2 separate regions of the Mus musculus genome follow, and region 1 is linked to region 2. The links are chromatin loops, found by intact Hi-C in ENCODE. Cell type or tissue: left cerebral cortex. All regions are shown on one strand. Links, peaks and the distances in the headings refer to the core of each region. The heading gives the core; the rest is flanking DNA.

Region 1 (16,086 bases), core at 5,574-10,573, 140 kb before region 2:
GGGGGCCCTGTGATCCATCCGATAGCTGACTGTGAGCATGCACTTCTGTGTTCTGTAACTCCTTCCATGGGTGTTTTGTTCCTAATTCTAACAAAGGGCAAAATGTCCAAAATTTAGTCTTTGTTCTTCTTTAGTTACATGAGTTTCACAAAATGTATCTTATATCTTGGGTATTCTAAGTATCTGGGCTAATATCCACTTATCACTGAGTATATATCATGTGAGTTTTTCTGTGATTGGGTTACCTCACTCAGGATGATGCACTCCAGGTCCATCCATTTGCCTAGGAATTTCATAAATTCATTCTTTTTAATAGCTGAGTAGTACTCCATTGTGTAAATGTACCTCATTTTCTGTATTCATTCCTCTATTGAGGGGCATTTGGGTTCTTTCCAGCTTCTGGCTATTATAAATAAGGCTGCTATGAACATAGTGGAGCATGTGTCCTTCTTACCAGTTGGAACATCTTCTGGATATATGCCCAGGAGAGGTATTGTGGGATCCTCAGTTAGTACTATGTCCAATTTTATGAGGAACCACCAGACTGATTTCCAGAGTGGTTGTACAAGCTTGCAATCCCACCAAAAATGAAGGAGTGTTCCTCTTTCTCCACATCCTCACCAGCATCTGCTGTCACCTGAGTTTTTTATTTTAGCCATTCTGACTGGTGTGAGGTGAAATCTCAGGGTTGTTTTGATTTGCATTTTCCTGATGATTAATGATGCTGAACATGTTTTCAGGTGCTCCTCAGCCATTCGATATTCCTCAGGTGAGAATACTTTGTTAAGCTCGGCACCCCATTTTTAATGGGGTTATTTGATTTTTTGGAGTCCACCTTCTTGAGTTCTTTATATATATTGGATATTAGTCCCCTATCTACTTTAGGATGGGTAAAGATCCTTTCCCAATATGTTGGTGGCCTTTTTGTCTTATTGATGTTGTCTTATGCCTTACAGAAGCTTTGCAATTTTATGAGGTCCCATTTGTCGATTCTTGATCTTACAGCACAAGCCATTGCTGTTCTATTCAGGAATTTTCCCCCTGTGCCCACATCTTCGAGGGTTTCTCCCACATTTTCCTCTATAAGTTTCAGTGTCTCTGGTTTTATGTGGAATTCCTTGATCCACTTAGATTGGACGTTAATACAAGTAGATTAGAATTGATCAATTCACATTCTTCTACATGTTAACCACCAGTTGTGCCAGCACCATTTGTGGAAAATGCTGTCTTTTTGACACTGGATGGTTTTAGCTCCCTTGTCAAAGATCAAGAGACCATAGGTGTGTGGGTTCATTTCTGAGTCTTCAATTCTATTGTATTGGTCTACTTGTCTGTCGCTCTACCAGTACCATGCAGTTTTTATCACAATTGCTCTGTAGTACAGCTCTAGGTCAGGCATGGTGACTCCAGCAGAGGTACATTTATCCTTGAGAAGAGTTTTTGATATCCTAGGTTTTTTGTTATTCCAGATGAATTTGAAGATTGCCCTTTCTAATTCGTTGAAGAATTGAGTTGGAATTTTGATGGGGATTGCATTGAATCTTTAGATTGCTTTTGGCAAGATAGCCATTTTTACTATATTGATCCTGGAAATCCATGAGCATGGGAGATCTTTCCACCTTCTGAGATCTTCTTTAATTTCTTTCTTCAGAGACTTGAAGTTTTTATCATACAGATCTTTCACTTCCTTAGAGTCACACCAAGGTATTTCATATTATTTCTGACTATTGAGAAGGGTGTTGTTTCCCTAATTTCTTTCTCAGCCTGTTTATTCTTTGTGTAGAGAAAGGCCATTGACTTGTTTAAGTTAATTTTATATCCAGCTACTTCACTGAAGCTCTTTATCAGGTTTAGGAGTTCTCTGGTGGAATTTTTAAGGTCACTTATATATACTATCATATCATCTGCAAAGAGTGATATTTTGACTTCTTCCTTTCCAATTTGTATTCCCTTGATCTCCTTTTGTTGTCGAATTGCTCTGGCTAGGACTTCAAGTACAATGTTGAATAGGTAGGGAGAAAGTGGACAGCCTTGTCTAGTCTCTGATTTTAGTGGGAATGCTTCCAGCTTCTCGCCATTTACTTTAATGTTGCCTACTGGCCTGCTGTAGATTGCTTTTATCATGTTTAGGTATGGGCCTTGAATTCCTGATCTTTCCAAGACTTTTATCATGAATGGGTGTTGGATTTTGTCAAATGATTTCTCTGCATCTAATGAGATGATCATGTGGTTTTTGTCTTTTAGTTTGTTTATTCAATGGATTACGTTGATGGATTTCCTTATATTAAACCATCCATGCATCCCTGCAATGAAACCATCAGGGAAACTGGTCTGAAGTTCTCAGTCTTTCTGTGGTTTAGGTATCAGAGTAATTGTGGTTTAATAGAATGAATTGGGTAGAGTACCTTCTGCTCCTATTTTGTGGAATAGTTTGTGAAGAAGTGGAATTAGATCTTCTTTGAAGGTCTGATAGAACTCTGCACTAAACCCATCTGGTCCTGGGCCGTTTTTGGTTGGGGGACTATTGATGACTGCTTCTATTTCTTTAGGGGATATAGGACTGTTTAGATCATTAACCTGATCCTGATTTAACTTTAGTACCTGGTATCTGTCTAGAAATTGGTCCATTTCATCCAGGTTTTCCAGTTTTGTTGAGTATAGCCTTTTGTAGAAGGATCTGATGGTGTTTTGGATTTCTTCAGGATCTTTTCTTATGTCTCCCTTTTCATTTCTGATTTTCTCAATTAGGATGCTGTCCCTGTGCCCTCTAGTGAGTCTGGCTAAGGGTTTATCTATCTTGTTGATTTTCTCAAAGAACCGGCTCCTTGTTTGGTTGATTCTTTGAATAGTTCTTCTTGTTTCCAATTGGTTGATTTCACTCCTGAGTTTGATTATTTCCTGCAGTCTATTCCTCTTGGGTGAATTTGCTTCCTTTCCTTCTAGAGATTTTAGGTGTGCAGTCAAGCTGGTAGTTCATGCTCTTCCTAGTTTCTTTTAGGGGGCATTCAGAGCTATGAGTTTTCCTCTTAGGAATGCTTTTATTTGTGTGCCATAAGTTTGGGTATATTGTGACTACATTTTCACTAAACCCTAAAAAGTCTTTAATTTCTTTCTTTATTCCATCCTTGACCAAGGTATCATTGAGAAGAGTGTTGTTCAGTTCCACGTGAATGTTGGCTTTCTATTATTTATGTTGTTATTGAAGATCAGCCTTAGTCCATGGTGATCTGATAGGATGCATGGGACAATTTCAATATTTTTGTATCTGTTGAGGCCTGTTTTGAGACCAATTATATGGTCAGTTTTGGAGCAGGTACCATGAGGTACTGAGAAGAAGGTATATCCTTTTGTTTTAGGATAAAATGTTCTGTAGATATCTGTTAAGTCCATTTGTTTCATAACTTCTATTAGTTTCACTGTGTCCCTGTTTAGTTTCTGTTTCCACTATCTGTCCATTGATGAAAGTGGTGTGTTGAAGTCTCCCGCTATTATTGTGTGAGGTGAAATGTGTGCTGTGAGCTTTACTAAAGTGTCTTTAATGAATGTGGCTGCTCTTGCATTTGGAGCATAGATATTCAGAATTGAGAGTTCCTCTTGGAGGATTTTACCTTTGATGAGTATGAAGTGTCCCTCCTTCTCTTTTTTGATAACTTTGGGTTGGAAGTTGATTTTATTCGATATTAGAATGGCTACTCCAGCTTGTTTCTTCAGACCATTTGCTTGGAAAATTGTTTTCCAGCCTTTCATTCTGAGGTAGTGTCTGTCTTTTTCCCTAAGATGGGTTTCCTGTAAGCAGCAAAATGTTGGGTCCTGTTTGTGTAGCCAGTCTGTTATTCTATGTCTTTTTATTGGGGAGTTGAGTCCATTGATATTGAGAGAGATTAAGGAAGAGTAATTGTTGCTTTCTATTATTTTTGTTGTTAGAATGGGCATTCTGTTCTTGTGGCTGTCTTCTTTTTGGTTTGTTGAAGGATTACTTTCTTGCTTTTTCTAGGGCATGGTTTCTGTCTTTGTGTTGGTTTTTGGTTTTTTTTTTGTTTTGTTTTGTTTTTGTTTTCTGTTATTATCCTTTGAAGGGCTGGATTCGTGGAAAGATAATGTGTGAATTTGGTTTTGTCGTGGAATGCTTTGGTTTCTCCATCTATGGTAACTGAAAGTTTGGCTGAGTATAGTAGCCTGGGCTAGCATTTGTGTTCTCTTAGTGTCTGTATAACATCTGTCCAGGATTCTCTGGCTTTCATAGTCTCTGGTGGAAAGTCTGGTGTAATTCTGATAGGCCTGCCTTTATATATTACTTGACCTTTTTCCATTATTGCTTTTAATACTCTATATTTATTTAGTGCATTTGCTGTTCTGATTATTATGTGTCTGGAGGAATTTCTTTTCTGGTCCAGTCTATTTGGAGTTCTGTAGGCTTCTTGTATGTTCATGGGCATCTCTTTCTTTAGGTTTGGGAAGTTTTCTTCTATAATTTTGTTGAAGATATTTGCTGGCCCATTAAATTGAAAATCTTCATTCTCATCTACTCCTATTATCCTTAGGTTTGGTCTTCTCGTTGTGTCCTTGATTTCCTGGATGTTTTGAGTTATGATCTTTTTGCATTTTTCATTGTCTTTGATTGTGTGCTGATGTCCTCTATGGAATCTTCTGCACCTGAGATTCTCTCTTCCATCTCTTGTATTCTGTTGCTGATACTCGCATCTATGGTTCCAGATTTCTTTCCTAAGTTTTCTATCTTCAGCTTTGCTCGCTTTGGGTTTTCTTTATTGTGTCCACTTCCCCTTTTAGGTCTAGTATGGTTTTGTTCATTTCCAGCACCTGTTTCGATGTGTTTTCCTCGTTTTCTTTAAGGACTTGTAACTCTTTAGCTGTGTTCTCCTGTATTTCTTTAAGTGAGTTATTAAAATCCTTCTTGATGTCCTCTACCATCATCATGAGATATGCTTTTAAATCCCGGTCTAGTTTTTTGGGTGTGTTGGGGTGCCCAGGACTGGGTGAGGTGGGAATGCTGCGTTCTGATGTTTGTGAGTGGTCTTTGTTTCTGTTAGTAAGATTCTTACCTTTGCCTTTTGCCATATGGTAATCTCTGGAGTTAGTTGATTTAGTTGTCTCTGGTTAGAGATTGTTCCTCTCATGATTCTGTTAGCCTCTATCAGTTGACCTGGGAGACTAGCTCTCTCCTCTGAGTTTCAGTGGTCAGAGCACACTTTGTAGGCAAGCTCTCTTCTTACAGGGAAGGTACACAGTTATCTGGTGTTTGGACCTCCCTCCTGGCAGAAGATGAAGGCCCAAAACAGGACCTGTCCCAAAAGCTGTGTTGCTTCGGCCTCTCACAGAAGCTGTTAGCTTCTGTAGTCTACACTCTCACTTGCACAGACTAGTCTCAGAGGGATCCAGGAACCAAAATGGCTCCCCCGGGTGCTCCAGCAAAGCCCACCCAGGCAGGACGGACACCTCTCCTCTGGCAGGGAAGGTGCTCAGATGTCTGGAGCCTGAAACAGGGTCTGTCTCAGAAGCTGTCCTCTAGGGAATTTGGATGTTTCCACTGACTCTGTGCCCAGGTGACCCTGTGCTGGCGCCAACCAGAAGGGACTTGTGACCCTAGTCAGGCTGGGTTTCCTGCTTCACTAATGCTGTCTCAGGCCCCGCACGATTGGATTGGAACAGAAGTTGTGTTCCACTCACGGGTGGTCCTAAGATCTCATGGAGAGTCCTCTAGGGGACCTTGGGGGTGTCCGCTGACTCCGTGCCCAAGGTGCCATGGTGCTGGCGCCAACCGGAAGGGCAGCTTAGTGATTTTATAGCTAAACACATTTTACTTTTTGCTGATGAACCAGTATTGGATAAATACTATAAGTAGAAGCTTTGAGAATTATGCACTTTGAAAAGCATTCACTGTGTTTACTCTTTAGTGGGATTTGGACTTGATAAAATTAAATGTTAAGCCTTTATAAAGCATTCTAAGCTGAGAAGTAGATTGTTACTCAGTGAAGAAATTTAAAATACAAACAAATTTTGTTTTTCTATTGTTTACAACAATATTCAGCTTAACTATTTATGGTGGTTGAATGTGATTTAAATAAGACATTTTTATCAATGTAGTTAATATGTAGATAAAGAACTATTTCAATCTTAGAAACTGAATTGGCAGTATGTTTTTGTTTACAAAGAACTTTTCTTCACTTGTACATAGGCTATATATACATACGCGTTTATTAGTATAAGAAAGCATAGTCCCATTTTCTTTAACTGAATAGACTTGACTATTGATTTATATAAGCTGATTCAACAAAATTCATATATGGCTTCAATATAAGATCTTTTTGAAAACCATTTTCTTAACTGAACATTTATTTAATGAGACTACATTGAACCCTGTTTATACCTGGTATAAATCACTGTAACATCTTTACTAATAATGTTTATTATTTTTCCTAAAACTGCACTAATTGGTCATCAGATCTTTACAGTTTTTAAAATATTCTTTGCAAAAAGCTTATGTCAGAAATTTCCAAGCACTGTCATGAGTCTCAAAGGGATATTTTGCATATGAATGAAGCTGTTTTTACCATGCAGTGTTGCATTTTTTTAAGTTCTGTAGAATTACCATAACAAATTCCATTTAACTGTACTTTGTTAACTCTTGTACATATCATTAAAATAAAATCAAAGCTAAAAAGAAAAAAAAAAACCAAGTGGTAAATTTCATGTTGTGTGTATTTTATCCCTTCCATACCCAAGAATCAAGATTCTGTATGTGTTCATAAAGACTCCAAACAGGAAATTCTGTCCAGAGATGGTCATTCTCTAGATGTGACACTAAAATCTGGCCCACAACCACCTGAATGCAGAAGAAACTTTCTGAGCGTGGTATATCAGGCTTAGAAGTTCTGTGTTTACAATTGGCTTCTTTCTATCACTTTCGTTCTTCTTTTGGCCAATTTCCAGAGTCCTGACTTATTTTGTTTTTGTTTTACTATCTTGTTGGTTTTAGATGTATATGTCTGCATGTGTGTGCATATGTAAACCAAAGGATATACTAGGTGTCATTCCTTAGACACTGTCCAGATTTTTTTTCAATAAAAGCTATCACTAGCTTGGAGCACACCATAGGCTGTGTTCCATAGGTTTTCATAAGATTAAACAATATCTTTCATAAATAAGCATCATAGGTTGGAACTGGCCATAGGCCAGGCCCATGGCCAATGAGCCTCAGCAATCTGAATAGCTCTATCTCCCCAGGACTGAAATTGCATTTTCATGCTGCCATGGTCAGATTTTAAATATTCTATATATTAAAGTGCCCAGCACTTTAAAACATTTTTTAAAATTTTTATTAAATGAGTCTTTTGTCTGCATGTATGGCTGTGTACTACATCCTAAGTCCTATCATGGCTTTTTGAGGGGGGAATTAGTTAAGCTTATCTGTAAGCCATTCTAAAAGCTCAACTTTGGTAGTAGCTGATTTGATTTTCTAATTTTTCCATATTAAGTCCTAAGTGAAAGGGGATTAAAAAGAGAGAATGTGTGGCCTCCCCACCTCCAGAAAGCTTATTCCTAAAATGTTTTGAAGGGCACTCTAGCTAAATTGTTCACTAAAGAAAACATCGCCCCAAACACAGGAGAATACTGAGTACTATTTGTTGTGTGATCCTGTAACTCCACAGCAGCTGGCCTGATGTGGTCTGTCGTGCTACAAACAAAAATTTCACCCACTAGAATCTAGTCTAAATAATTATGTGGACATAAAATAGCCTGTCAGTCAAACTGAATTGCACCTCTTTACTTCCCCCAGCAGATGGAGACATTTTATAAGACATGAGAAATTGTTCAAGCATATTTAAATATCTAAACTAGAAATTGTCTTTATTTTCCTTTATCCTTTACCAACACTTTGAAATCATTTACAAAATGTCATTGATTTAGAAGTAACATTTATCATACACACACACACACACACACACACACACACACACATATATATATACTAAGAACAATTCTAAAAAGCAATAGAAAATTGCAAGTTCTTCCATCCCTGGTTTGCATAGGGTTTTTGTCAGATACTGTCTCATTTAGTATCAGATCACACACGTATACCTAGTTACTAGCAAAAATAGAAGAACAGGACATGTAAAAATGGGCAAATCTTTCAATAATTGCTCCTCTGTTTTCTTCTCACTACTTTCTTCAACAAAGTTTCCTCACCCTTGGTCTTTCTCATTAGTTCTTTAGAATTATAATCCCCATCCCCACTCCATGTAAGTTTATATTTCCTGCAATTTCAGTTACATTCAGTCAACCACTTTCCAAAAATGTTAAGTAGAAAAATTCTTATGCATGATGTTCTAAGTACTGTGATTAAAACACGGGTCTTCCTGTTTTGTCATGAAGACATAAATCATCCTTGGACAAGTGTATACATAGTGGCTGCTGTACCTGACAGCAAGTCTCTTATTAACCACCTGGGTCATTAGATCATCTACTACAATATTATGTTGCTTTGTTCAAACACTGTTTGGCAACAAAGAGCAGGCCAGCCATACCAAAGAGAAACTACTGGAAGCATTCACCTACGTTGTAAGGAGAAAATTCTTGACTTAAGGAAAGAAAATATTGTACACTGAGGTTGCTAAGATGTACAGAATCCTAAGATATTTTGAAATTAAACATAATTTGTGTGTATATGTGAGTGTGATGAATGTACCCACATGGAGCAGGGGCAGAGCCCTGCTCTGTCACTTTACAACTTAACCGTTTGAGACCGGACAGGGTCTCTCACTGAACTTGGAGCTAGGCTAGCAGTCAGCAAACTTCCCCAATCCTCCTGTCTCTGCCTCCCACAACTCTGGTGTTACAGGTACATACAAGATCATGCCCAGCACTTTGAAACATTTTTAAAGTTTTATTATATGAGTGCTTATCTGCATGTATGCCTGTGCACCATGTACATGCCTGGTGTCTGCAAAGGTCAGAAGAGGGTGAAGAATTCCCTGGAACTGAAGTTACAGATGGGGGTGAACTGTAGTGTTGATGTACAGAATTGAATCCAGATCCTCTGGAAGAACACAATTATCTTTACTTCTGTATTATGTCTTAAGTCTCCTGCTCCTGTTTTTTAACATGAGTGCTGGAATATGAATGCAGGTCCTCGTGCTTCTTCAGCCAGCACTCTTACTCACTGAGCCATATCTCCAGCCCACAAATTTATTAAAAATTCACTGTGGTGTAGTGGTTAGGAGTACTCAGTGCTCTTACAGAAGACCGGGGTTCGATTCGCAGCACCCACATGGCATCTCATAACTGTCTGTAACTCCAGTTCCAGAGGATTCAATGCTGTCTTCTGGCCTCCTTTGGCACTAGGCATGCATATAATACACATACATTCATTTATGCAAAACACTTATATAAAATGAATCATCAATTATCCTAAAATTATTTTATATGTAGACTTCTAAATCTATGCGAAATAGCACAGTCTATGAGACAGTATTTTAGGCAGAGTGAATAATTTGAATTCAGGTTTAAAAGTATCAAAACATCTTACAATTTTTTATGGATGCCACAATACTCTGGATATGATACAGAGAGTTAAAAGCAATATGTGCCAAGAGAGCCAAAATGTAGGATGGAGAAGTAATAGGAAATGAGACAGCAGAGACACACCAGAGCCAGACTGTGATAATCCTTACAAGAGGCACTAAGAAATAAGGACAGCATTGCAAAGCTATACCGTCATCTTGTCTACTTAAAAGCTTCATATCAAATGTGGAACCTGTAGAAGATAGAAGCAGACAAATTAATTAAGATAGACTCAACAGTGGTGGCACATGTCTTTAATCTCAGAACTCAAGAGGCAGAGGTAGGTAGATCTCTGTGAGTAGGCAGAGGTAGGAAGATCTCTTGCTCTTCAGAGTGAGTTCTAGGATAGCCAGGGCTGTTACACAGAAAAGCACTGTATCAAAAACAAGGTGAGGGAGATAGATGGTGCCTGGAGAGATGGCAGTAGTTTACAGCACTCATTTCTCTTACAGAGGACCTGTGTTCAATCTCCAGCACAATGTAGATGGTGACTTACAAACCATCTGTAGCTCAGAACTCCAATTCCAGAGGATATGATTGATCTTCTGATTGCTATGATCATGAGTCATATACACAGAGTACACATACAGACATACAGACAAAATTTTATACACATAATCTAGAATAGATAAATCTAAAATATTTTTAAAAGAGGAGTTGGTAGATGCTCTGCTAATAGCCCATATCTGTAATCTTAGGAAATTGAGTGAGAAATATTGTTAGGAGTTGAAGACCAGACTAGGCTATCTAGTAAGACATTGTCTCAACCAAAAATTGTGAGATAATATATCACACAATGTGTAGATTCATTGTGGGTTGATGAGGGGGGTAGGAGGGGAAGCGTTAAGGTTGAGACCTTTAAGAAACATTAGGGGATCTGGTGCTATGAAATACTGAACAATAGGAGCAACACACCTGGCAGTTGGCAGGACCTAATATTCTGTTCAGCAAAACAAAAGCCCAAAGGCAGCTGCCAGCCTTTAAGGAAGATGGACTGAGGCATGTTCTGAGGGGTTGAAAAGTTTATATGAACAATGTAGAAAAATGAAAATAGACCCATATTTGTCACCTCGCACAAAGCTCAAGTCCAAGTGGGTCAAGGATTTCAACATAAAACCTGATACACTGAATCTAATAGACGAGAAAGTGGGAAACAGCCTTGAACTCATTGGCACAGGGGGGAATTTCCTAAGCAAAACTCCAATGGCTCATGCTCTACCATCAAAAATTAATAAATGGGACCTCATGAAACTAGAAAGCTTCTGTAAGCCAAAGGACATAGTCAATAAGACAAATTGGCAACCTACAGATTGGGAAAAAAATCTTCACTAATCCCACATACGATAGAGGGCTAATATCCAAAATATATAAAGAACTCAAGGACCTAATCCCAACAACCCAATCAAAAAATGGGGTATAGAACTAAACCGAGATTTCACAACTGAGGAATCTCGAATGGCTGAGAAGCACCTAAAGAAATGTTCAAAGTCCTTAGAGATCAGAGAAGAATGGCTGAGAAGCACCTAAAGAAATGTTCAAAGTCCTTAGAGATCAGAGAAATGCAAATCAAAACAACCCTGAGATTCCAACTTGCATCAATCAGAATGGCTAACCTCAAACCACAGGGGTCAACACATGTCGGACAATAGTCCTTTCCTTTACTTAACTCTTGGCAACCACTAATCTGTTCATTGTCAGTATACTTACTCATGTTCTAGAACATAATATCCATAGAATCATAGAGATTTGGAACCTGGTCTCATCACACAAAATACTGCATTTGAGCTACTGGGGGGATGGTGCACATGTGGCAGATTGGTGTTTTGCCTATATGTATGTCTGTATGAGGGTGTCAGATCCCCTGGAACTGGAGTTATAAACAGTTGTGAGCTGCCATGTGATTGCTGGAAATTTAACCCAAATCCTCTAGAAAAGCAACCAGTGTTCTTAATCACAAAACCATCTCGCTAGCCTGAGTGTGCTACTTTTTTTCCTGAATTTATTCTTTCTGTGGGTAACTACAGTTTGTTTCTCTCTTTGCCAGGTGAATGACATTAGGATTGATTTCACTTTTTTTTTTTTTAGCAGTTATGACTAATGCTGTTAGAAATATTTGTACATAGTATTGTATGTGAGCATAAGTTTTTGTTTAAATGTGTAGGCATGCAACAAATGGGTCACATAAGTGTTCCCCTTCCCCTTCCTCTCCCCTTCCCGGTGGCTCAAGCAGCAAGCCTGTAGGACATACTAAAAAGGCAGAGGCAGGAGTATCTGAGTTCAAGGGCAGCTTGGGATTATTAAGTTTTTAAGTGATTATAAGAGGTGAATTATGGTTTGCATCTTAAGTTACTCTACAAAAACTTGTGGGGTGAAGGCTTGGTCCCCATGTGTGTTGATTCATTGATGGATTCATAATATAATGGTCTTATTCGGAAGTAATAGAAACTTTTGGAGAGGGGGGCATGGGCCCAGTTGGAGAAAGTAATCTACTTGGGGGCATGGTCTGAGGGCTATATTAGTCCAGATTCTCTAGAGGAACAGATCTGATGGATAGAATGAATGTATATGTTCAAATATATGTATTTATAGTAGAAATATTCATATATGTGCATATGCATGGATTTATTATAATGGCTTATGGATTGTGGTCCAGCTCATCAAAAAATGGCTGTCTCCCAATGGAAAGGCCAAGAATCCTATAGTAGTTCAGTCCACAAAGCTGAATGTCTCAACTGCTCTTCAGTCTCTGTTTGAATTTTGGAGATATAGTTTCTAATACCAATGAATGAATGTCTCAGCAACAAGGTAGATGAACTTGTCAGTAAGAATGAGGGTAGGCAGGCAAATAGTAAACGTTTTATTTTTTTCTTCCATTTTCTTTAATGTAGCTGACACCAGAAGGTATGGCCCATGATTGGGATGGATCTTCCCATTCCAAAAGATCTTATCAAGAAAATCTCTTATAGCCATGCTCAGCTGCTTGGACTTTAGTTGATCCCAAATTAGGCAAATTGACAACAAAGATTAGTCATCAGAGGGGCTATGTCTTGTCTCTGACCCCTTTCTGTTTATATCTCTTTCTGATTTCTGGCTGCCATGATACAAGCCATCTCCTCTATCACATTCTTTTTATCTGCTATAGCATTCTGCCTCACATCAAACCCAAAGCCAAGAATCTAGCTGACACTGAACTGGAATATTTGGTAAATGAGGAAAACAATTTTCTCCTCTTTACTTGTCTTTTCCCCCCAGATATTTGTCATAGTTTGAAAATTTGAGCAACAAGGATGCCAGTGGTATTTCATTGTGGCGTTAGTTCCTATGCATATATGTATGCACATATGTGTTTGCTCATGTGTGGAGGCAAGAAAACAACCTTGGGGGTCATTCTAAAAATTCTGGAAACCTTTCAAAGTGTTTCATTGGCCTAGAGCTCATCAATTAGGCTACCTGACTAACAAGTCCTCCTGTCTGCCTCTCCAGTTCTGGGATTACAAGCACAGACCACAACACAATGACAAATTTAAATGTATTCTGCTAATCAGACTTAGGTCTTTATGCATACAAGACTTTATTTTATTAACTAAGCTATCAGTCTAGCCCTCATAGTGGCTTTAATTTGCATTTTGCCATCAATCTTAGATGTCTTGTTTAAGTCCTTATAGGCATTAAAATTATGTTTAGTGTGATGCATGTTCAAATTGTTTGCTTATGTTTTTTTTTTTTTTTAGTTGCTGTTTTCCCCATTGTTTTAAGAGCCCTCTGTTCTGGTTACAAATCCTTTATGAGATATTTTATTTATGCTTATATTCTTCCAGTATATAACTTGTATTTTCTTTTTGTTTATTAATGTATTTCTTTATTTTATATGTGTGTAGTATATATGTCTTTGTGCATGCAACTCTGTAAGTGAATAGGGAGACTGAAGTGGAAACTTAAGGGTACTTTGGAAAGTCGGTTGGATGGTGTTTTGCTGGGGCAAACACGTGAAGGAACATTTAACTGAAGTGGACACAAGTAAAAGAATGTTCTGCTAAAGTAAGCACATGAAAAGATATGTGATGAAGGATTTTTTTGTTAACAATACATATGTATTAGTTTAGTTTATATTGTGTAGTTGTCCAGACTACATTTGTCCAGACTCCATAGAGACAAACACTTTCTGGTAGTATGCTGCAGTTTCTTGTAGACTCAGGCTGATTGGCTGAGTGATGTCAGCTGAGACAGACGCATGTGCTGAGGCAAGACACATACTGAGGCAAGACCCATGAAGGACACATAATGTTTGGAGGGTATAAATAGGACTTGATGAACAGTGACGGAGGCTGAGATTGTCTCACTGATAGAGCTAGTTGTGCAATGCTAGTGGGTCTCTAGTCTTCACTGATTTTTCACTTCTCTAAGAAAGGCACAGCCAAGATCTTCTCCAGGTGTTCCTCCTGGTCCCTCCTGCTGACTCAAGTTGAGGCTGAGGCCTGGCTGTCTCTCCTAGGTAGTGCCACCACTGCTGATTCCTGTTTGCTATCCTGACTCTACTGAGCTGGACTGTGGTATATTCGTGAAGTGTTGGCAAGTGAATAGAGCTGCCACGGCTGACCTGTAAACTGAACTGTCAATTTCCAGACAACAGAGATGGGAGTTGCTCTAAAGTACCATTTCTAAACAGACCCCCTTCCCCCATATCCCTTCTATCCTACTACCTCTGATGGGTGATAGGCTACAAGGGAGGTTAAAGCATTTAAGAACCATCATTAAAGATAGGTGTTTGAAAAAATAAAAGTTAGGTAAAATGTCAGGTGTCTTCCTCAATTTCTCTACATCTTGCTTTTTTGTTTTGTTTTGAGACAGAGTCTTTCACTGAACCTGAAGCTTATGGATTCAGTGGGGCTAGCTGGTCAAAGAGCTCTGGAGAACTGCCTGTGTCTCCCATACTGGGCTTGTATGCAGATGTTGGGCATGGATATTCAGATCCTCCTGCTTACATGGCCAACACGTTACCACCAAGCCATCTTGATGGCCACAAGCCTGTATTTTCATTTCCTAAAAAGCACCTTTTGAAAAATTTTTGTGATATTCAGCTACATCCAGATTTTATTATATTTTAATTTATTTATTTTCATTGATTGTGTGGTGTGTGTGTGTATGAGAGAGAGAGAGAGAGAGAGAGAAAGAGAGAGAGAGAGCATATAGAAATCAGGAACAGCTAGCAGGAGTCATCTTTCTCTTTCTATCATCACTGGGTTTGAACAGAAAAATTCTTTTTTTACAGTCTTAGCCAATGTTCTATTGCTATAAAGAGACATCATAATGACAACAACCTTTATAAAAGAAAGAATTTAATTGGGGCTGGCATACAGGTTCCAAAGTCTAGTCTGTTGTCATTATAGCAGGAAGCATGGTGGCATGCAGGCAGACATGGTGCTAAAGAAGTAGTTGAGAGTTCTACATCCAGATCTGCTGGCAGCAGGAGAAGAGAAAGACACTGGGTCTGATGTAGGCTTTTGAAGCTCAAAGCCTACCCCAGTGTCATACCTGCTCCAACAAGGCCACACCTCCTAATCCTTTTCAAATTATGCAACTCCCTAATGATTAAGCATTCACATGTAGAAACCTATGTAGGGCATTATTACTCAAATCACCACACTGGCTGAGCCATCTCCAAGGCTCAGCCTCATTTTTGTTCTTTTATGGATAGCACCTTCAGGCTCTCTTTGGTTTAGATGTAAATTGTCTCCTATAGGCTCTTGTGTTTGAATACTTGGTACCTAGCTAGTGACACTGCTTTTGGAGTCAATGGAACATTTCAAAGGTACAACCTCACTGAAGGAAATGGGTCATTGAGGGACAGCTTTATGGGTTAAAACTGAGCCCTGCTTCTGCTTGAGTTTCCTCTGCTTCCTGACTACCTACTCAATATAACCAGCTGCTTCATACTCTACTGCCACAACAGTGAGTTCCCACTGCCATTGTGGACTATGTCCTTCAACCTGGGAACCCAAATAAATTCTTCTTCCTTTAATTTGTTTCTATCAGATCTTCTGTTATAGTGATGAGAAAGGAAACCAATGTAGTATCATATGCTATTGTCTGCCTGATCTTTGTACCAATATTGCACTAGCCTATCTTTCAGGCCTGACACCACTGTAAATCAGAGTATATGTCTGGCTTGGTACTTATGCTTCTTTTTCCAGTAGCATATAGAGCACCTTCCTATACCAATGATACTAAAACATAGGGATGAATTCTTTATGCAGGCATCAATTCAACTTCTCCATATTCAATAAGTTGTATAAGCATTGTCTTCCACAATGGAGCCATGCCATAAGTTTGTAGAGAGCAATCTATATTCTTGGCAACAGCCTGGGTTACTTTGGGATTCCCATGGGAACACTTTGGCCAACAACTCAACTAGATGGAACCTAATCCCAAGACTTGAAACTTCATTTGGCAAGAAATGGCCAGTTGTGGCTCTGTAACCCCAATTATTTGGTGATTTCAGTTAAATTG
Region 2 (16,086 bases), core at 6,894-11,893:
GGCCCTCCCCCATCACTCACTAGTTAAGAAAATGCCCAATAGGTTTGCCTACAGCCTAATCTTATGGAAACATTTGCTTAATACATGTTCCCTCTTCTCAGGTGACTTTAGTCTGTGTCAAGTTGACATAAAACTAGCCAGTACACTATGAATAACATTAACTTGACAATGTTATTGACCAAACTGAACAATTTCATGAAGTATTACAGTTCACTTAAAATGAAGTATATAATCTAAAATAGCCTCATTAAATGACATAGCTTAAAGATTTCTGAAAAAAGTCTTTTTAATTTTTTTTATTTATTAATCATTCCATTGTTTATGTGATATCCCATTTCCACTAACGCTCCCCATCCCACGTCTGCCCTCTTCCTCGGCTTTGCCTGTATGAGGGTGTTCCCTCACCCACCCACCCTCTCTTACCCACCCACCCTCTTCAACCCCACTGTTCCAGCATCCTCCTACACTGGGGCATCAAACCTCCATGGGACCAAGGGCCTCCCCTCCCATCATGATCTAGATAGTTTTACTGGAGAATTCTACCAAAAAGTAAATGAAAATAACTAATACTAAATACATAAAGAAGAGTAGAGAACATATTCCAAATTATGTTGTAGGGCCACATTACCCTGATACTTAAACCAGACAAATACAGTGCAAAAGGAGAACTATAAACCATACCCCTGGGAACACAAAAAAATTAAGCAAGCATTGTCTCATAAAGTTAAGCAGTATTCAATAATATACCATAGCCAAGTAGGGTTTATTTCAGAAAAGCTAGACCAGTTCAGAATTTGAGAGTTGATCACTGCACTCTACCAGAGTAAAGAGATAGACATGAAAAAGCATATGATCACATCAACTGATGTTAAAAAACCCATGAGGACCAGAAAGATAGCTTAATGGATAAAGGCGTTTCTTGCCAACTCTGATGACTTGAGTTCCAGTCCCAAGACACACGGTAAAAGAAAAGAACTGACCCCCACCCCCCGAAAAAACTGTTATCTGGCCTCCACATGTATACAATGGGATATGTGCTCTGTCCCCAGATAAATAAAATGTAACTTAAAAAAAATAAACTAGAAAAAGAAAGCATTTTCAACAAATGGTGCTGTCACAACTGGTTGTTATCATGTAGAAGAATGGGAATTGGTCCATTCCTATCTCCTTGTACTAAGGTCAAATCTAAGTGGATCAAGGAACTTCACATAAAACCAGAGACACTGAAACTTATAGAGGAGAAAGTGGGGAAAAGCCTTGAAGATATGGGCACAGGGGAAAAATTCCTGAACAGAACAGCAATGGCTTGTGCTGTAAGATCAAGAATTGACAAATGGGACCTCATGAAACTGCAAAGCTTCTGTAAGGCAAAAGACACGATCAATAAGAAAAAAAGGCCACCAACAGATTGGGAAAGGATCTTTACCTATCCTAAATCAGATAGGGGACTAATATCCAATATATATAAAGAACTCAAGAAGGTGGACTCCAGAAAATCAAACAACCCAATTAAAAAATGGGGCTGAGAGCTAAACAAAAACTTCTCACCTGAGGAATACCGAATGGCTGAGAAACACCTGAAAAACTGTTCAGCATCCTTAATCATCAGGGAAATGCAAATCAAAACAACCCTGAGATTCCATCTCACACCAGTCAGAATGGCTAAGATCAAAAATTCAGGTGACAGCAGATGCAAGCTTGTACAACCACTCTGGAAATCAGTCTGGCAGTTTCTCAGAAAATTGGACATGGAACTACCGGAGGATCCCGCAATACCTCTCCTGGGCATATATCCAGAAGATGTTCCAACTAGTAAGAAAGAAACATGTTCCACTATGTTCATAGCAGCCTTATTTATAATAGCCAGGAGCTGGAAAGAACCCAGATGCCCCTCAACAGAGGAATGGATACAAAAAATGTGGTACATTTACACAATGGAGTACTACTCAGCTATTAAAAAGAATGAATTTATAAAATTCCTAGGCAAATGGTTGGACCTGGAGGGCATTGTCCTGAGTGAGGTAACCCAATCACAAAAGAACTCAAATGATATGTACTCACTGATAAGTAGATATTAACCCAGAAACTTAGAATACCCAAGATATAAGTTACAATTTGCGAAACACATGAAACTCAAGAAGAACGAAGACCAAAGTGTGGACACTTTGCCCCTTCTTAGAAATGGAAACAAAACACCCATGGAACGAGTTACAGAGACAAAGTTTGGAGCTGTGACGAAAGGATGGACCATCTAGAGACTGCCATATCCAGGGATCCATCCCATAATCAGCCTCCAAACGCTGACACCATTGCATACACTAGCAAGATTTTGCTGATAGGACCCTGATACAGCTGTCTCTAGTGAGACTACACCGTGGCCTAGGAAACACAGAAGTGCATGCTCACAGTCAGCTATTGGATGGATCACAGGGCCCCCAATGGAGGAGCTAGAGGAAATACCCAAGGAGCTAAAGGGATCTGCAACCCTATAGGTGGAACAACATTATGAACTAACCAGTACCCCCAGAGCTCGTGTCTCTAGCTGCATATGTATCAAAAGATGGCCTAGCTGGCCTTCACTGGAAAGAGAGGCCCATTGGACTTGCAAACTTTATATGCCCCAGTACAGGGGAACGCTAGGGCCAAAAGGTGGGAGTGGGTGGGTAGGGGAGTGGGAGGGGGGATATGGGGGACTTTTGGGATAGCATTGGAAATGTAAATGAGGAAAATACCTAATAAAAAATATTAAAAAAATAAACTAAATATGAGATAGAAAGTTACTCAATCTGCTGATGAATAGCTACAAAAACATTGCAAGCTACAATGACACCCAATGATAAAATGTCCCTTTAATGTTAGGATCTGGATGATAACACCCACTAACAATACTTTTATTATACACAATACTGAAAGTCAATGTGATGGTTTGTATATCCTTGGACCAGGGAGTGGTACCATCTGGAGGTGTGGCCTTGTTGGAATAGGTGTGACCTGGTTGGAATGGGTGTGTCACTGTGGGTGTGGGTATAAGATCCTCACCCTAGTTGACTGGAAGTCAGTCTTCCACTAGCAGCCTTTGGATGAAGACATAGAACTCTCAGCTCCTCCTGTGCCATGCCTGCCTAGATACTGCCATGTTCTCACCTTGATGATAATGGACTGAACCTCTGAACCTATAAGCCAGTCCCAATTAAATGTTGTTTTTTATAAGACTTGCCTTGGTCATGGTGTCTGTACACAGCAGTAAAACCCTAACTAAGACAGTCAACCAAAGCAATAATGCATGAAAAGAAAGCCAAGGGCACGTTGGTTGAAAAGAACAAAATAAAACTATTTCACTTTGCATAGTTATGCAAATAATCCAGAAATTTTTAACTGTGTAGAAAATCCTAAATACTATATACACATCAAACACTTTCAAGAACTAAAAAAGGAATCAGCAAGGTGGCAGAATATAAATCTAATAAAACTTGCTTGGCATTTTATGCTAAAATGACAAAATACTAATATAAAGAAACCAAAGAAGGTTAAAAGAAATTGGGAAGCATTCAGAGATTGGAGGGCACAACGTGATGAAGATGCTAATGGTCCCAGTTCATAATATGCAAAATACAATTCCTATGAAAAGCATGGCAAGACTTTATTTACTTTTCTTTTATTCAATTTTTCAGGCAAGTTCTCTGTATACATCTTAGGCTAGCCTTGACTTCCTGCTTCAGCCTTCTAATTGTTGGAATTATAAGCATGTCTAGCTACAGAAACACTTTTTCTAAAATTTATATGAAATAAAATAAGAATATCTACAATTCTGAAAAAAGAAGAGGAGGAGGAGGAAGGAGAGGAAGAGGAAGAAAAGCAGAGCAGAAGCACATGGCCTGGAGAAACTGCAAGTTCTAAGGGGTCTCATAGATGTGGAAGATGGTAGTGTAGCGGTAGATCTGTCCAATCTAGGCACACAGCATGTAATCATATTAACTGTGTTGTGTTTTCACTGCCGGGGCATATTTGGGTTGGAGATTTACCACAACATACAGCCACTCTGGAAAACTGTTAGTATCTCATCTGTCAATCATGTTCCAGAACCTGTATCTGAGATATATGAATGTCCACATTAATATAAAAACTTACCCAGAAATATTCACAGTTGATTTATTTATAATAATTTTAAACTAGAAACTAACCACATGTCCTTTAAGGTATGAACAGTTAAACAGATCCTGATACATTCATGTCATGAGTATTATCCAGAAATAAAAAGGAACAAACTTTGACATGTATAATGACCTAAATGGATCTCACAGGTAGTATTTTAAATGGTAGAAAAAGTCAATCTCAAAGATCATATAAGACGTGAGCTCTATAATTATCAAGCTGAGAAAATTATGGAGACAGAGAACAAATTAGAGGTTGCTGGAGATAGGGAATGATAAGAAGTGAGTGTGACATAAAGAATGGAGCTAAGGATATCTTTATGTTGGAACAATTCTATACCTTGAACACAGTGGTGCTTACAAAAACCTAGATTCTATAAAATAGTATCAAACTACACACATAAACCTACTTCAGCTCCTGGTTGTGATATGGTACAACTATGTAAGATGGGACCACAGGAAACATGCATAATGCATACCCTGAATTCTATAATTATTTCAGAACAAAAAATTATGTTGCATAGCTTTTATGCTCTGAAATATTCTGGCTCACATATGAAAGATACCTGAGAGACAATTCCTCAAATTTTATAATTTAAAAAGAAACTCACATGACATTACCATGATCTTTTCTAAAATACAAATAATAACAAGTTTTGATCACCCATACCTCAAAGACTGATTATTATTTCTCTGTGTTATCTGTCGTTGATATGACAAAATTATATGGAGAAGGGATCAAAAAGTAAATAGTATTTTAAAAAGCAAAACAGAGGTATTATAGGAACTGTGGATTTTTCTGCTCAAACAGCATTGCTCACTTCTTACCAGCTCCTAGCCTAGTTGAGCCATCATGTGCATGTCAGAATTCAGCTTTAGGTAAGACTGTTTTAATGGCCCACTTTTGGAAAAGGTAATGAGGAAGTTCCAAAAGTCAACTTTCTACTCTCAGTGGAAAATTATTCGGTTCTGTTTGTAACAAATGTTTTGGGGTTGAAAAATAAAGCAAAGGACTTTTAATTTAATCAGGCCATGAAAAGTCAGGCGACTGACAAGACAATTCCTGAGGAGTCTGGAACTTTTATACAGTTTAAGGAGCTACTTTAAATGACTCATAAAATCAAGTACAAATATGAGTACTCCCTGAATACATAAAAGCAAGTCTTATGAATGGTATGAGAAATAAACTGTAATACACTTCAAAGTTTTCAAAAACTCCTAATAAGTTTCATAGTATTAACATTTCAAAACTCCATGATAGATACAACCAATATCAGAGAGACTAAGAAAATGATGAACTCCTGTTTATTAGCTGTCTGATAACCAACACTTCTTGCTTGAGAAGCCTTGTTCTGTGCTTTGTGTACAGTTGGCCCTTTATATCTATAAGCTCTGTCTGGAAATCTAATCAACCCAAGATTTAAAATATCTCCCAAAATTGCTTATGTGCTGAGCATATAAATCTTTTCTCTTGTCATAATTCTCAAAACAGCATGGTACTATAGTTGTTTATATAACATTTACACTGTAGGAAATCTCAAAAGCTTTTTGATATCATTTAATGTGTTTGAGATGATGGGCATGGGTTCTGGACAAATACTACCCCACTTTTATAAAAACCTTCAGCATCTGCAAGGTTTATTATCCATAGGGAGGTCAGGAACAAAATTTCAAAAACCCAATTATATATTCATGATATATGTTCTGTAGGTAAAGAAGGGATTAAAGAGGTTAGATCATGGGGATATGTCTCACTGGAACAGCACTTGCCTAGCATGCTTGAAGCCTTGAGTTCTATCACTAGCATTAATAAAGTCAGATATTTTGCCTTTGTTCCTAGTTACATGATGGTGAGTTATAGTTTTTAATGCATCTTTGAAGTTTGTGTTCTCTACAATTCCTGGGAATAGCAAAAAAATGAGAAGCCTGGAGCCTTTATATAATTAAGGGAGATGCTTTAAAGTACTCATATAAAATTAGGTATAACTGTGAATGTTTTCTGAATACATAAGTGAATTTTTATGAATGGAATGAGAAATTAATTATAAGACTTCAAGTTTTCAAAAACTCCTCAATATAGTATATATAGTATTATAGCTATATTTTATTATTCAACATAGCTATTATTCATATAACATAGTATCATTCATATAGCTTATAGTATTATTCAATATTTTCAAAAGCCCAATGAGTACAAATATCAGAGTGTCTGAAGAAATTACAAAATTATTTATTACCTATCTAATAATTCTCTACACAAGATGAGCACCCCTACTCCAAAATCTGAAATCTGGCATAAAATAACTTCACAGGTCACAGAATGCAAAGACTCTCAGGGTTATACATGATACACAGTGTCAATCGCAGTGTCTTGTCCTCATGCTGCTACAAAGAACAAAGACTGGTGTCTCAAATTGAAAGCCACATAAGTATATTTTCTTTCTTCAGGTCCATATTCCCAAGAATGGGCTGTGTTTCTTTTTTTTCTGTTTGTTTTTATGTTTTTGTTCATTATTATTATTATTATTAGGTATTTATTTCATTTACATTTCAAATGCTATACCAAAAGTCCCCCCCCACCCTCCCACCCCCACCCACTCCCACCTCTTGGCGCTGGCGTTCCCCTGTACTGAGGCATATAAGGTCTGCACAAACAATGGGCCTCTCTTTCCACTGATGACCGACCAGGGCATCTTCTGATACATATGCAGCTAGAGACACGAGCTCTGGTGGGGGGGAGGGGGTACTGGTTAGTTCATATTGTTGTTCCACCTATAGGGTGGAAGATCCCCCCAGCTCCCTGGGTACTTCCTCCAGCTCCTCCATTGGGGACCCTGTGATCCATCCAATAGCTGACTGTGAGCAACCACTTATGTCATTGCTACGCCTGGGCATAGTCTCACAAAAGACAGCTATATCAGGGTCCTTTCAGCAAAATCTTGCTAGTGTATGCAATGGTGTCAGCATTTGGAGGCTGATTATGGGATGGATCCCCGGGTATGGCAGTCTCTAGATGGTCCATCCTTTAGTCTCAGCTCCAAACTCTGTCTCTGTAGCTCCTTCCATGGGTGCCTTGCTCCCAATTCCAAGAAGGGGAAAAGTATCCACACCTTGGTCTTCGTTCTTCAAGAGCTTCATATGTTTAGCAAATTGTATCTTCTATCTTGGATATTCTAAGTTTCTGGGCTAATATCCACTTATCAGTGAGTACATATCATTTAAGTTCTTTTGTGATTGGGTTACCTCATTCAGGATAATGGCCTCCAGGTCCATCCATTTGCCTAGGAATTTCATAAATTCATTCTTTTTAATAGCTGAGTAGTACTCCATTGTGTAAATGTACCACATTTTCTGTATCCATTCCTCTGTTGAGGGGCATCTGGGTTCTTTCCAGCTTCTGGCTATTATAAATAAGGCTGCTATGAACATAGTGGAGCATGTGTCCTTCTTACCGGTTGGAACATCTTCTGGATATATGCACAGGAGAGGTATAGTGGGATCCTCCGGTAGTACTATGTCCAATTTTCTGAGGAACCGCCAGACTGATTTCCAGAGTGGTTGTACAAGCTTGCAATCCCACCAACAATGGAGGAGTGTTTCTCTTTCTCCACATCCACGCCAGCATCTGCTGTCACCTGAATTTTTGATCTTAGCCATTGTGACTGGTGTGAGGTGGAATCTCAGGGTTGTTTTGATTTGCATTTCCCTGATGATTAAGGATGCTGAACAGTTTTTCAGGTGCTTTTCAGCCATTCGGTATTCCTCAGGTGAGAATTTTTTGTTTAGCTCTCAGCCCCATTTTTTAATGGTGTTATTTGATTTTCTGGAGTCCACCTTCTTGAGTTCTTTATATATATTGGATATTAGTCCCCTATCTGATTTAGGATAGGTAAAAATCCTTTCCCAATCTGTTGGTGGCCTTTTTGTCTTATTGATGGTGTCTTTTGCCTTACAGAAACTTTGCAATTTTATGAGGTCCCATTTGTCAATTCTCGATCTTACAGCACAAGCCATTGCTGTTCTGTTCAGGAATTTTTCCCCTGTGCCCATATCTTTGAGGCTTTCCCCCACTTTCTCCTCTATAAGTTTCAGTGTCTCTGGTTTTATGTGGAGTTCCTTGATCCACTTAGATTTGACCTTAGTACAAGGATATAGGAATGGATCAATTCGCATTCTTCTGCATGATAACTGCCAGTTGTGCCAGCACCATTTGTTGAAAATGCTGTCTTTTTCCACTGGATGGTGGACTGTGTTCCTTAATCCAACCCATAGTATCAAAGCTAGGAAGTTGAATTTCTAAGCACTCCAAATGTTATGAGGAAAGCAATTTTTAGCACCACACCCCTCTTATTGATGGACAATACTGTGTACAAGCCATGGTAAGACTTCTCGGATTCCAATCCTGCCTCATCCTCTCAAGACTCTACAACCGGGGCAGAGACCATATTATCTCCACTATGGGGATGTTGTGAGAACCAATATATTAACATGGAAATGCAAACGGCACGTGCAATGAAAGCATTAGTGAGGATACTGATTGTCACCAAGACGCCCTTGCCTTGATTTGCAAGCTGAGACACACTAGCACAAAAATGGCATAACTGGCAATAGCCAAACCCAGGAATCCCTGCCTATCGTCACTAATCCTTTCCAGCTCAGATGGAAACAGCTATTCTCTCAAATCCTGTTTTTCTCCTTGGCAGTATATAGGAGCTTCAAGTGTCTTTGGCAGAGGAGAGAAAACAAGCTGAACACCAACACAGAAAGATATATATCGCCACCTTGTGGCTTTTTAGAGAGTGACTCTTCAGGCATTTTCATTTCCCAATGCCTGGTTGAAGGGTCATAGTCACCCTGTGCAAAGGTAAAACTACAACAGGTGGCCAGAGTACATTCAGCAACACAGAATGCAGAGGCAGAGTTAACACTTGGATGTGGGGAACCCTGGCTGTACTCTGGCATAAGGCTTCATTTCACGTTGAGGAAAATTGGACCTCAAACACATGAGAGATCAGAGATCAGTCATTGTTGGGCTGTGGGTCTCTGGACTCCTGTTTCAGTCAGTGACTTTTTGACTATATGGTGCTATAGATCACAATATAGAAGTCAAACACCCTTCATAAAAAAATTTCCTGAGTCTGGGTATGGGGACAGTTGCCTCTAATCCTAGTGGTTGGGAAGTAGAAGCAGGAGGGTCAAGAAAAAAGAAAAAGAAAGAAACTGGTCAACATCCTTCTGTCCTGACAAAACCACATACAAAAGATGTCACAAGGCTATGATAGATGAGGGTTACATAGAAAACTAACTCACTCTTACTCTCTCTCTCTCTCTCTCTCTCTCTCTCTCTCTCTCTCTCTCTCTCTCTCTCTCTCTCTCCCAGAAGCAAGGAGAGGCATGGTGTACAAATTCCTAAGGAGGGGGGAACTCTACTTGAGTCTTTTAATGTCTGGCTAGGGAGCTTCTACTTCTGGGCCCAGCTTCCACCACAAAGAGACAGGAAACATCACCAGGGCTACATGTCTGTTCCTTTTTTCCTGTAGCTTTAAGACTTTGAACTGTTCTACAAAAGTCACTGTCCTGGTCAGAGCCAGCTCATCCTAATTTCCTGTGTGTGCTGACTATTTTGATTGTTTTCTTTTTTTAGAATTCAATGAAATTTTGTATCCTGTAAAATCTCCATACTTCAAATTTTAATTTAAAAAAATACACTCTCAAACACACACACACACATTGCTTAAGCCAAAAGAATGAAAACCTTTCACCAGTACAGCCTGCATGGCACACTGAACATTCTCAAGGATAGTGACAACTGACACATTCAGACACAAGATTGATTTGGTTATAAACTGACCTTATATTGAGCCATGACAACATGGGTGTCGTGCCTCCACCAATGACCCACACAGTGAAGAAGACAATGAGCAGTGTGGTTGTGAACATCATCTGGCGGGCATACGATGCCGTGTCACGGATAGCCAGTGCAAATGCCATCGCTCCTCTCAGGCCTGTGGCAACCAAACAGGAAGGTCTTCTGGTGATGTGAGGACATGGCAACAACTCCTCAAAATTAATTGTCACATGTGGGGGTAAAAGTTCTAGCCACATGCTCTGGGAGCCAGGATGTCTAACCCAGAGAGAATCGCCTTAGAAGTGCGCAATCTTCTTTGCAGCTGGCTTTCACAGAATTTCCAGTATGAGAAAAAAAGCACCATTTTGTACAGCACATTCTAGAACACTGGCTACTATTACTATTTAAATGGTTCTCTTGCTAGTGAGATGAAAGAAAGAGAAACATGCATAATAACGAGCTCTCTACGTCTTCTATCCCGTCAACAGAAATGCTGGCTGAGTATGAATATATCCGATGCACACTTGTGGAAAACAGGGTGTTATTTTTCTTAGCAAAGGAGAGAGTACCTCACTGAATAGTGAAAAGACAGGTTGACCTGTAGCAGGGTTTTTGAGACAGGGTCTTATATAGCACAGGCTGACCTCAAATTTAATATTTACCTAAGCATGTTTGAACTCCTGATCCTTTTACCTCCCCCTTCCTAGTCTGCGATTATACATATGTGCTACCAAGCCCAGTTGATTATATTTTAATCATATCACTGTTGGCTAAATAAAATGTATTTTCTTTATATATACATGTATGTATATATATTTACCTGAAAACATCATCATGTGTTGAAAATTCCAGCCAATCTTATGCCTTCTGCCCAAGTTGAGGAAGAAGGAGAGTGGGTAGATATGTGCAGCTCTTCCCAGGAAGATGGCAACCTGACCACCAGGTGATAAGGAGCCAACACATTTCCAGAACGACACTTCAAAACACTCTGATTGACCATAAAATTTGAGCAGCTACTCAGAGAAGCTTGATTTCCCCCTACAACAATCCCTCAGCAACAAAATGGGAGTCATTTGGTCAACTTTTCTACTTCTTAGTTCATTAATTTCAAGCTTATAAACACATTGTAACTTTTGAACTAAACTGAACTGGTATTGGCAGATTCCTCAATTTCTCAAAAAAATGAGCCCAGAAATAATCTAAAGTATGATAGCAGGAGCATGGGCTAAATGAAGCACACACTATGTTGGGCTCTATTTAAAAGAGAATGGCAAGAAAGAAAAGTAAGCCTAGATTCGAACTGTAGAAAGTTTGCTGGGAAAGAGCCAACAAGCTTCATTTGCAAGCAAACATCAGGGAGTTCAAGGCCCAGGGAGCTCAGGAAAATTAGAAGTGAAGAAACTGCGTATTCTTACCACAAACAGACATTCTCTCATACAAATTAACGCAGAGAGAGTTCTCTGCTTATGTAGCTTTACTGCTCCTTGGGAGTGTAAAATGTAGAAAAGGATGAATAAGAAAAAGGGGTTCTGCTGTGAAAAGCAAAGAATTCAGGGAAACTGGTCATCTTTTCCTTGCCAAGTTTAAACAGCACCCAACAGAGAGAGCTGCCCAATCCCCTGGTCAGAGAAGGAAACTCAGACAGGAGCCAGCAAACAGAGCTTCCGTCCAGCAATGCACCAGCTGCAGGAGCCACAGCTGTCTCAGACAGAAGCCAGGGACAAACTATCTTCTACTTCCTCCAGGGTAAAGTGCAAAGTGTTTTTCTGCCTTTTTTGTTTTTTCTTTCTCCTTTCCTTGTTTGATTTTGTTGTTAACAAAAGGAAATGACAGTGCTTGTAAAGCACATTCTACTCAGAGGTGAAAGAAAAAGCCTCAAGTGGTCAGAAGCCTTTTTGGACTCGCAGAGGATGTGGCTCACCCAGCCAAGAGGCCCTGATCTGTAAACAAGGCCCTCCTCCCACTATCTCTTCCAGGATGCCATGCAGGAAATACAAATCAAAGCAACATGCCAAGTCTTAGTGAAGGAAAGCCAATCCCACGGAAATTAAGCTGTTTTTTAGTGACTATGTGAAGCCACTCAGTAAGATCCTAACTAGGATTCTGGCACTGTCACTATCTAGCAGCTAAGGAGGGGCAGCCCTACACTCTTGCACATGAAACCAAATTCCCAGAAGAAAAAAAACATTCTTTCTAGAAGAGTTAAGGATTCCCATGAGGCCTTGAAAAGGCTAAATAAATAAATAAATAAATGTAAAAAATCAATAGGAACAGATCTTAAAAATCCTGCCCCAGAAAAGTGACTTCAGTGACAATAGTACAATGGTATCTAAGACCATGTGAGCAAAGCCATCAGCTGCTGAGCCACTCCAGGGCACTCACATCCCTCCCTCCTATCTAACCCAAGCACCCAAAATGCCCCACTTCTGAAATATTACATCCCCAAGGGTTGACGTCAAAGAAGTTTTATCTTTTCTTCTCATCCTCTTTCTCATTCCTTCCTCCTCCCCTTCAATTCTATCAGTTTTTTATCTGTTCTTTTTTCCTCATCTCTTCCTTCTTTCAAACCTCTCTTCCTTCCTGTTTTAGAAAAAACAAAGAAGTCTCTCCCAGCATAATCTAAGGGGCAGGGCAGCTTAGCTGAAAGTATGGACACTGTCTACACACACACAAAGGCAGCATGGGTTGGGGCTACCCAAGCTAGAATCTGCAGCTGAGAGCAAGAAGAGTGGAACCTTCTAATCACTAGAACCAGGGAACTGACTCTGTTACAGCTGACATGACAATAGCGACAATAGCATATCTACAATAATTCTGGGGTCTGGCATGGTTATTGACTTTTAGATCTAATCAGGACAGAACTCTACAAAACAAATGACTGCCCAACAAACACTAGCTTAGAACAGAGAATGCCAGAAAAAAAAAGACAGCCCTAGAAATCAAATATATTCAGCTTTAGGAAGCTTCCCACCCCCACTCCCTACCCCACTACAAATACACTGAACTAGAACGGACCCAGCTACCCATTCTAATCAGAGTCAGAATCCTCTTAGTAGTTGCATGCCTTTCCCAGCAGAGGTCACTTCTGTCTACAATGTCAAATAGGAAAAGGATACAAAAGCACCGATGATGAAAATGGGGCTGAAAACGTGTTTCTGGAAGGTGAACAGTGCCAGGCCCATGTAGGAAAAGATGAAGTTCTCTGCCAGGAAGTGTAACACCTCAAAAAGCTGCAGGAAGAAGGAAAAGGGAGGCTGTGAACACTGCATTCCTGGCTGCATTCCTCCTGTCCAGCTACTTGGCAGCCCAGCGGGCTCAAGGACCACTCTTACCTGCTTGCTTCGACTTCGAGATTCTACTGACAGGTTGTTATATGTGTAATGAGCTTGTGTAATCCCACAGAAAAGGACAGCTACAACACCTGTCAAAAAGAGTTTCTAAACGTCAATGGGAAAGACGAGACCAAAAAAATCTACTGACATGAAAATCCATGGCATGCGAGACTTGCCTAACTCCAATCCTCCTTCCCTCCCTCCCCCTACCGCCTTTCATCTGCTCCTCCCTCTTTTCCTCTCTCCCTCCCTCTCTTACAGGCCCTGCTGCAGCCCAGCAGTAAACCTACCTGTAAACCCACAGGCTTCCGCCAGGAGAAAGGTACTCCAGGACATCAGGAAAAAAAGCGCTGTCTCCAGCAGGGGGAAGCAGTGCAGCTTAGTAAACTTGGTCACGTCAGCACCAGGTTAAGGACAGCAGCTCTGGGCAGGGGCAGCAGGGACACTTGAGATCCCTATTCTTTTAGTCTGAGAGCCCCCTCTCTGAGGGCCAGCCATTCCCTATACATCCTTGGAGGGTCTTATCTCTTATTTTAAATGTTACAATGTTGGGATGGAACTTAAGAGCCCAAAATATGCTATGCTAGTACTCCATCCACCATTGGGCCACACATCCCTGACCAGATATTTATTAATTTGTTTGCTTGCTTGTTTATTTATTTATTTCCTTCCTTTCTTTTTGAGACAGGGTTTTTCTGTGTAGCCTTGGCTGGCCTGGAACTCACTGTGCATATCAGATTGGCCTTAAACTCACAGAGATCCACTGGCCTCTACCTTCCAAGTGCTAGGATTAAAGGTGACACAACCACACCCGGCTCAATTTTGAAGTAACATAAATTAAAAATTAAGCTTTCTGGTTACTGGTACTGTAGATGAATTGTAAGCACTTGCCTATCACATTAGAGGTCCTATATTTGATCATTCCTCTACCATACAAATTAAAGAAACCTTCCAGTAGAATACAGGTTACCAGGACCAGAGCCAGAGTGCAGAATTCCTGTTGAATTGGCACAGAGGGCCTGTCTGAGATGAGGAATAGCATTCTTGGAACAGGTAGCAGGAATGCCTAGACAATACAGGGAATTTAGTGTGAAACAGTTCACGTGTGTGTGTGTGTGTGATACACATGTTCGTGCTAAGCAAGCATGTAAAGGTCAGAGGATATCTTGTAGGAAGTAGTTTTCTTTCACCACATAGGCTCCAGGGATCAAGCTCAAGTCATTAGGCTTGGTGGCAAAAGCCCATAACTATTGTGCCATCTTGCTGGCTCCTGTACTTAATAACTAAATTGTGTACTGAAGCAATTTTTACTATATATTGTGTTTTTAAACTTAGTAAAGTAAGGAATTCAAAGAAATAGAATTATGTACCCTAAATGGGTGGGTTGGATAGTACATGAATTATTATGATGCTATGAGTAAATATGTTGCTACAGGTTTGACTTGACAGGTTAGTCCTCATAGAGCTGGAAGGCCTTAGGCAGGCCTGGGAAGACAGACTCGTCAGGCTCTGATCCCCATGGATCATTAAGACCTGATCCAGGTATGGGACAAAAGAGAAGAAGTCTGTAACTTCTGAGACAACAATGAGGTGCTGGGGTCTACTTTTAAGAACACCAGGGATCTCCCTTCTCCTACTGCCATTCAGTACACCATCAAAAGAACGATCAATCTAAGATTCTGATCTGAAAGCAGGAACTGAGAACTTGCTCTTTGCAAACTAATATGTGTGTGTGTGTAAAACCAAGTCACAAATAAGTTCACTGAGCAATTAAACCCTCAGTACCAGGGTCTTTAAACAAACCTATCTTAATTTGTGCTACTGACATAGAAACTACTGGCTACTTGTGGTTTCTCAACACTTAAAATGTAGTTAGTTAGGTATACCTGAGATTTTACAAAGAGCAAAAGACACATGTCTCAAAGACTAGAACAAAAACAAAATAACTAAAATTTCACTAATAATTTTTCCACATCATTACTGGCTGCATGTAAAATGGATATCTTATGTATTACACTCATTAGTAATGCCAATCAAAGAGGGTATTGTGATAGAAGATTCAGCACATATGTAAAGGAACTGCCAACTCTTTCCATGTTTTTCTCCTTTTGTTTGCTTGTTTGAAACTAAATATCATACCATCTTTTTTGCAATGGACTGTACAATAGGAAGTCTAGTAATTCCCATCAATGGCTCCAGGCTAGTTATGGCTACCTGAACAGCAGACAGCACCAGGCTAAAGTGCTGTCCAACTAGTGGCCACTGATTATAAGCCTCCTCTGGATTCCTCACTCTCTTCAGCCCTATGATTGACGTCCCAACTGCGTTATAAGAAAGGGGGAGAAGCAGCAGAGGTAAGGACAAAGAGAGTTAAATTCCCCATCTTTAAATTTTTATTTGGTATATTATGTTTCATTGTATATATGTTTGATTGCATTTTCCATCCTTCCTCGCATTCTCTTTGGACAGAATTTATTTTACTTATCCTTTAACAATTTCATACATGCTAACAATGTACTTTGATCATGTACACCCCAATACCCTCCCCCATTTCACTACCAATTTTTCTATAACTCGGAGAGTCCAATTTCCTAGAGGTTTTTCTCAGATTCTTACTTGGGGGCTCAATCACTACGCATGACCCATCTTATCGGTAGTACCACGTCTCAAGAGAACGATCAATCTAAGATTCTGATCTGAAAGCAGGAACTGAGAACTTGCTCTTTGCAAACCTAATATATATGTGTAGCAAGGC

What was found. Peaks named below come from ENCODE experiments on the same cell type or tissue, not always from the same donor. Only the 100,000 strongest peaks of a DNase experiment are listed, where the experiment ranks them.
Region 1: it touches region 2 in a loop (27-fold over the local background); 22 of 42 quality-filtered maps call a loop at or near these places.

The regions. Positions count from the first base shown.
Region 1 is chrX:20,013,361-20,029,446 of GRCm38, forward strand. No RefSeq gene overlaps it. Among named protein-coding and RNA genes, the nearest start is that of Chst7, 38 kb to the right of the region's middle. In left cerebral cortex, for the core only: a CTCF peak has its summit at 7,778 (motif pointing right); a DNase peak (open chromatin) is centred at 7,789.
Region 2 is chrX:20,148,813-20,164,898 of GRCm38, forward strand. It overlaps Slc9a7 (solute carrier family 9 (sodium/hydrogen exchanger), member 7), which reads right to left. Exons shown (of 17, transcript NM_177353.4): 8 at 13,622-13,727; 9 at 13,332-13,420; 10 at 13,116-13,229; 11 at 10,820-10,931; 12 at 10,003-10,156. Among named protein-coding and RNA genes, the nearest start is that of Chst7, 97 kb to the left of the region's middle. In left cerebral cortex, for the core only: a CTCF peak has its summit at 8,936 (motif pointing left); DNase peaks (open chromatin) are centred at 8,897 and 11,631; H3K27ac peaks cover 144 bases.